Linked DNA regions of Homo sapiens: region 1 is linked to region 2. The links are chromatin contacts, found by Hi-C or POLR2A ChIA-PET in ENCODE. All regions are on one chromosome and are shown on one strand. The core of a region is the stretch at or near the end of the contact, and the rest is flanking DNA. Distances in the headings are between cores, read along the strand shown.

The links. Hi-C counts contacts between places; a loop is a spot of excess contacts on that map. ChIA-PET counts read pairs that join two places held with the same protein, here RNA polymerase II (POLR2A). Pooled maps may share reads with other maps.
Region 1: a map with no recorded cell type shows a loop between it and region 2 (2.7-fold over the local background). The contact joins two enhancer-like sites. A Hi-C loop is called at or near these places in 2 of 168 maps with a recorded cell type or tissue (breast epithelium and mammary epithelial cell), 3 of 37 single-sample maps with no recorded cell type and 2 of 50 pooled maps. POLR2A ChIA-PET finds 5 or more read pairs at or near these places in 5 of 52 experiments (BJ, CD4-positive, alpha-beta T cell, OCI-LY7 and 2 more).

Annotation. Positions count from the first base shown.
Region 1 is chr15:67,782,907-67,785,955 of GRCh38, reverse strand. All of the region lies in intron 21 of MAP2K5 (mitogen-activated protein kinase kinase 5), which reads right to left. Among named protein-coding and RNA genes, the nearest start is that of SKOR1, 41 kb to the left of the region's middle. Within about 2 kb of position 1,660, at least 5 of the 41 ENCODE cell types and tissues checked have a DNase peak (open chromatin) inside an H3K27ac peak, as active enhancers do.
Region 2 is chr15:67,744,760-67,747,468 of GRCh38, reverse strand. The region is part of intron 17 of MAP2K5 (mitogen-activated protein kinase kinase 5); the gene reads right to left. Among named protein-coding and RNA genes, the nearest start is that of SKOR1, 79 kb to the left of the region's middle. Within about 2 kb of position 1,253, at least 2 of the 41 ENCODE cell types and tissues checked have a DNase peak (open chromatin) inside an H3K27ac peak, as active enhancers do.

The DNA of each region.
Region 1 (3,049 bases), core at 411-2,910, 38 kb before region 2:
GCTCAGGCTCAGATGGGCTAAGTAAACAGCTGTTGCCTGCCCAGTTTCCTAGAGGTAGTGCCTGTACTTGAAGCTATATTTTCTGACATCCAATTCAATCTCTTTCCAGTTTCCCAGGTTGCTTCTTGGCTCACATTCACACGATAGACTGATTTGCAAGCTTTGAAAGACCATCCTTAGCCTCTCCAGGCTTTACGCACAACACATCCTGCCAGTTGTCAGATCACAAACCCTTCTACCTTTCCCCTCCTTCCATCAAGGTCATAGGATGAGCGAGGTCATGGCTCCATGCCAGGTCCCCTGCTGCCTCCACACCTCCAGCACCTGTGTTGGTGTGGACATCTGTGGGTTGTCTTCTCCTTGCTGTTTCCCCTCTCCCTTCAAGATGGACCCCGATTGTTTGGCTTCCTGTTTGTGTGACCTGACTACTTTGTTTGCATGTATGATGGATTTGTGTTTGCTGGATTAGTGTCTGATAGCCCTCTGTATTCCCTACAGCTGTGCCACTCAAGTAGTCGTCCTGTGAACTGCTTGCTGCTGGCCTGCAATGATACAAGTAGCCATGCTGCAATGTGAACCGCAAACAGCTTTCTTCGCTCACAACGTTTTGCTCCAAAAAGCTGAACTGAACTAAACAGAATGCTTTCAGACAGGCTTGATTTATATCCTGGCACAAATTCCTTATCTTCCTGTGTTTAAGAAACAGTTCGGGGCCGGGCACGGTGGCTCACACCTGTAATCCCAGCACTCTGAGAGGCCCAGGCAGGCGGATCACTTGAGGTCAGGAGTTTGAGACCAGCCTGGGCAACATGGGGAAACCCCGTCTCTACTGAAAATACAAAAATTAGCCATAGTGTTGTTCATGTGTAGTCTCAGCTACTCAAGGAAGGGCGGGTGCTGAGGTAGGAGGATCACCTGAGCCTGGGAGATTGAGGCTGCACTGAGCCAAGATCGTGTCACTGCACTCCAGCCTAGGTGACACAGTAAGACCCTGTCTCAGGGAAAAAACAACAAACAGTTCAGATACTACCACTGGTGCACAGCCCATACTCCGAGTTCAGCTAAACACGAATGTGCTCAGTAAAAAGTTTGTTGAGTTAAAGGTAATTTCTCCCAAACTTGAGGAACATCATCTCTTGGAAGTTGCCCATTTCTATACCCATGATGGCAGAAGTGGAAAGGCAGAAAGGTTTGTGACCAGACAGCTGTCAGGACACACTCTGCCCTCAGTTTTTGCCAAAACCAAAGAAACAATGATTACATAAATTCTCACAGCTTCCCCTCAGATAACCAACTAACAGACCAGGTGCAAACTGTTGGTAATTACTTCCTCTTTTGTGTTTTGTCTCTACTGAGGCTCAGGCTTCAACCAGGCCACCCTGCCACCTGGGGATGGGTGGAGAGTGTGTGCAGCCATCTGCTCTCTGCCTCGACCACGGCCCTGCAGATGCAGCCTGTGGCATCAAGGTGGAAGGGACCATAGGGAGGGAGTTGAGCAAAGCATCCTACAGGGGCATTGGCTTCACAAGCACACTCTGCTGAAATCCTACAAGTTTGTTTGTGTGGTCCTGTATTTGTATTTAGCTTTATTTTTCTAACTGCAAGAAATAGTTTGACTTAGCGGAAATTCTCTAAACCACAATAACAATCCTCTGCCTACTATGCAACAACGGGTGTAGCTTTGATGTTGTGCAGTAGGACAGTCCTGTGTTTTTCCTGGCTGTGTGACTCTAGGCAAGGAAATTAACCTCTCTGAGACCCAGTTTATGCATCAGTAAAATGGGAATAAGAATAATCCTTATAGTGTTCATGTGAAGGTCAAATGAGATAACTTAGATGAAAGAATGCTCTAACTTAAGTGTTTAAAATGTTTTATGTTTAGATCCATTTCTCTCTATATAATAAATCAATTTTTTAAAGATTATAAAACAGGATCCTTTCTGGATTCATCTTCAGCCCCAAGTTAGGTGCAATTGTTACTTCAATCTCTTCAAGTTTGTTTAGAGAAAATAAATTGTAGTATGAATACTGGCTAGTGTGGCTATTAGAGGCTCTGGTACTTTTACTTATGATATAAGCTGCCTTTCACATCTGTGTGCAGAAAAGTAATATACTCACATAAATACCCAAATGTCCGTGGGTCCCAGCTCACCTGTCACTCCATTCTCAAAGCCTCCCCAGATACCCCTAGCAGAAATTCATTTCACTTGTTAAATTCATATCATTTAAATTCAATGACCATATATTTGAGCATTCTACTCAGGCTGGAGACTGGGCTAGATGCTAAGGATACAAAGATAAGACATGATCTCTTCCTCGAGGGGTTGTGGTCTCTTTTATTGACTGTTACCACAAGTTACTGCCACAAAGCGTGACGAGTGCACTAACAGAAGTATTAGCCAGGGTGAAGGGTGACAGGCAAAAGGAAGTCCTCAACCCAACTGAAGCACGCTTAGCAAAGCTTCACAGAGGTTGTGCCAGTTGGGTTTCGGAGGTGGAGAAGTTCACCATCTGGCGGTGAGAAAACAGCACAAGCAAAGACATGACTGTGTGAGGATGCCTCACGCATCTGGGGACTGCCAGAAGTTTGGAGCACAGGACTCCACAGGAGTGGCCTGAGGTGAAGGGGTAGGTGAGGGTGGGAGGAGAAGGTGAGCGGGGGTCTCTGGCAATTCTCACATTCTATCCTGTGCTTGGCTGTGTCTACCCTCACCTTCCTCACTGGACTGTGAGCTGGCTGGGGGGTCAGGACTTGGGGCTGACATGCTGCCTCCTCGGTGTCAGGCAGGATGCTGGGCACAGAGCAGATGCTAAGACATAAAAATGGCGAGTGCAGACTGAAATGCACATCTGTGATTCCCACATCGGCTTCTCTCCATGTCTCACAACAGTAGAAAAGGCTTCTGCAATACAAATCTGCACCAGACGTGCAGTGGGTTATAATTCAGCCAGTCCCCTAAAAGCCATCCTTACACCTTCCTTCGGTGCTTAACCCACTTTCCAGATGATGCAGCACTGCTGCCTGCACAGGAGAGCTGAAAAGGGGGCC
Region 2 (2,709 bases), core at 4-2,503:
CATTAAAGTACTAAACACTTCAGTGCCTCCCCATCCAGGAAAAATAAAGCTTACAGTTATTATAAACTCAATGAAAATGAAACTCCAGGTACTACATTTTCTAACAGAGAACTTTTCAGGAACCAAATACTGATGGGTCAACTGTTTTCTGAGATAACTGGGCTCCAACCAGCCGGTAAAATACAGGGAAACTAGTAATAATCCCTTATATGTTTTTAAAGGTGTTTTAAAAAATTCTTTCCCATATACAAACTCATTTGATCTGTACAACCACCCTGAGTTTGGCAGGGATGATCATCTTTATTCTATGATGGGAAAGCTGGGCCTATCAGAGGACAGTGTCCGGGCCTGAGGCCTCAGCGCCAGGGTGTGGTGGTGCTGGGGCTCCTCCAGAGCTCCTTTCCTTCCAGCATCTGTATTACACTTGCCTATGATCATAGAGTTATTTGAAAACAACTGTATTTGTATACATTTATACTTGGTATGGTATTGTTGATAAATTATCCATTTTGACATGTTGGTTCCTCTCACCTAGACTGTGAGTTTCTCAAGAGCTGCAGCTATGTTTATGCATTTCTTTTGCATCCATGTGGCTGATCAGCACACCCTTCTTCCTACTGCCTGAGTGTTTTAAAAAGTGTTTTCCCATATATTTGTCAAATGAACACGGCGCCCACTCATTGCTCTTATTGGCTTTTCATCACTTCCTCCCCAATCACTACTTTCAGAAACCTCTGTCCCAGGTTGACTGGCTTAGTCTATGTTGATAGTCCCTGCTTGATGTTGTCCTGAATTACTGCTTCTTCTGGTTTCTCCAGTCCATGAGTATTTCCAGACAAGATTCTGCAGGTAAAGATTTACATTACAAGGGAAGGCGGAGCTGTAACCACCACCCGGAAGTGGTTAAGAATTTCAGTAACAAGCCAAACTACCTTTAAAAAAATACTGAAAAGCCTGGATAACCTCTCCTATGACATGAGATATCTATGGAGTTTGCTTTTATTTTTTTTTCAAGCACACACTGATACTCCCCCCACCCCTACATTCCTAGTAAGATATATCTGCTTCAACAACGGAGTTATTTGTAATGAATAAAGAATCAGAAATCCATTTCTGACATCAAAGAGAATGTGTTTCACAAATTTCCAAGAGTCAGGGGGATGACAACATTCTCTGAGGAGAACATGCAGCAAACATTCTAAGTGAGAGGTTTTGAAATGAATTCAGAAATGGATTATGAAACACTGTCCCCAGAAACATATGAGTTGTGTGAATCAGATTAACTGAGGGGAGGAAACTTCCTCATGAACTGAGGTCTTAAAGTCTCTAGTTTGCCCTATTTTGCAGGTTAAAAGCTTAGTCTAAGTCAACTTAAAACTGTACTATTTATGCTTGCTCTTCATTAAAAGAAAGAGAAAAACAGCAATATCAAAGTCTTTTTTTATAATCTTATAACTATACTGTTTTGCCCAGGTTTTTAAAGAGAGACGTTATCAGGTTTTATTATACAGTTTTGATAGCAACATATTATATGAAATCATCTTCATAAATTTTGTATTAAGGTAACAGTGCCAGTACCTGAAATTGATTCAAAATGCTTAAGATACTCAATTACTTTTTAACAGTTACACAATGCAGTGACTTATATCTTCTATTTCACAAGAATTTGATGATGCAACATCATTGTAATTGATTCATTTTCTCAATTAAATAAAGCTACTGTGCTTTTCTTTATATGAATGCCACATAGACCATAGAGTTAGATGTATTATCTCCTTTTTCTGTCTCAGATATATTGCCATAAAGGCTGTATTATGTTCCTCTGTTAATTCCACCAGAAAATTTAATGCCACAGTCATATTTTTAAAATTCTGAACTGCCATGTACTCGGCTGTATTTATATTAGGCATATTTTTCACTGCTAAACTCTTTGTTGTTTACCTTTTTCAAGATCACATTACTGTATAGGCACAGCAACCATAAAACAGATCCAAACAGTCAACCTCCAGTCATTGCCTCTGCTTTTGCACACAGTTCATGAAAAAGTGAAGCCCCTAGTTTATAGCACATTAAAAGTGGAACCAAGGGTCCTCAATATAAAATGTTGGCTTTGTGAATGCCTATCTTTATTCTGGGTCTGCCTTCCAAATGCTTAGCTGTGAGAGCAGAGTTCAGAGGAACGCAATAATATTGTTAGGGCTGATGTACTGCCTGCACCTCACAACATATGAAATGCTGTTTATAACTAACTTGTCCAAGCCCTCATTCCTGCTTATACATTTTGCGTGTGTTGAGTGTTTTCTATGTCTAACTAGTACTTTGGGACAATGAGAGAACAGTAATTGTTCCAGTCACACACTTTGTTAATCAGTCTCTAGAACTAGTTGCATTTTGATAGATGAACCTCTTCCCTTTTCTGGGCATAGATTTTTTTTTTTCTTTCATTAGCTGTTAGATTCAAGATTTAAAACCACACTAACAGGGGATAGTTACGTCTCATTCTGATGTAAGGCAGACTCTTATGTGTTTAAATGGGGAAGAATGACTTCATAGAAGGCAGCCACAAGTACCAGTTAGGTCTTGGTATTATTATAGTAACATTTATCATATATTTCCTTACAAGGACCATCATTAGCAATTAGAAAATTCTTATAACATGACTTATGACTGTGAAAAATGATGCTAGAAAGGAAATTGCCAATGTAGAAG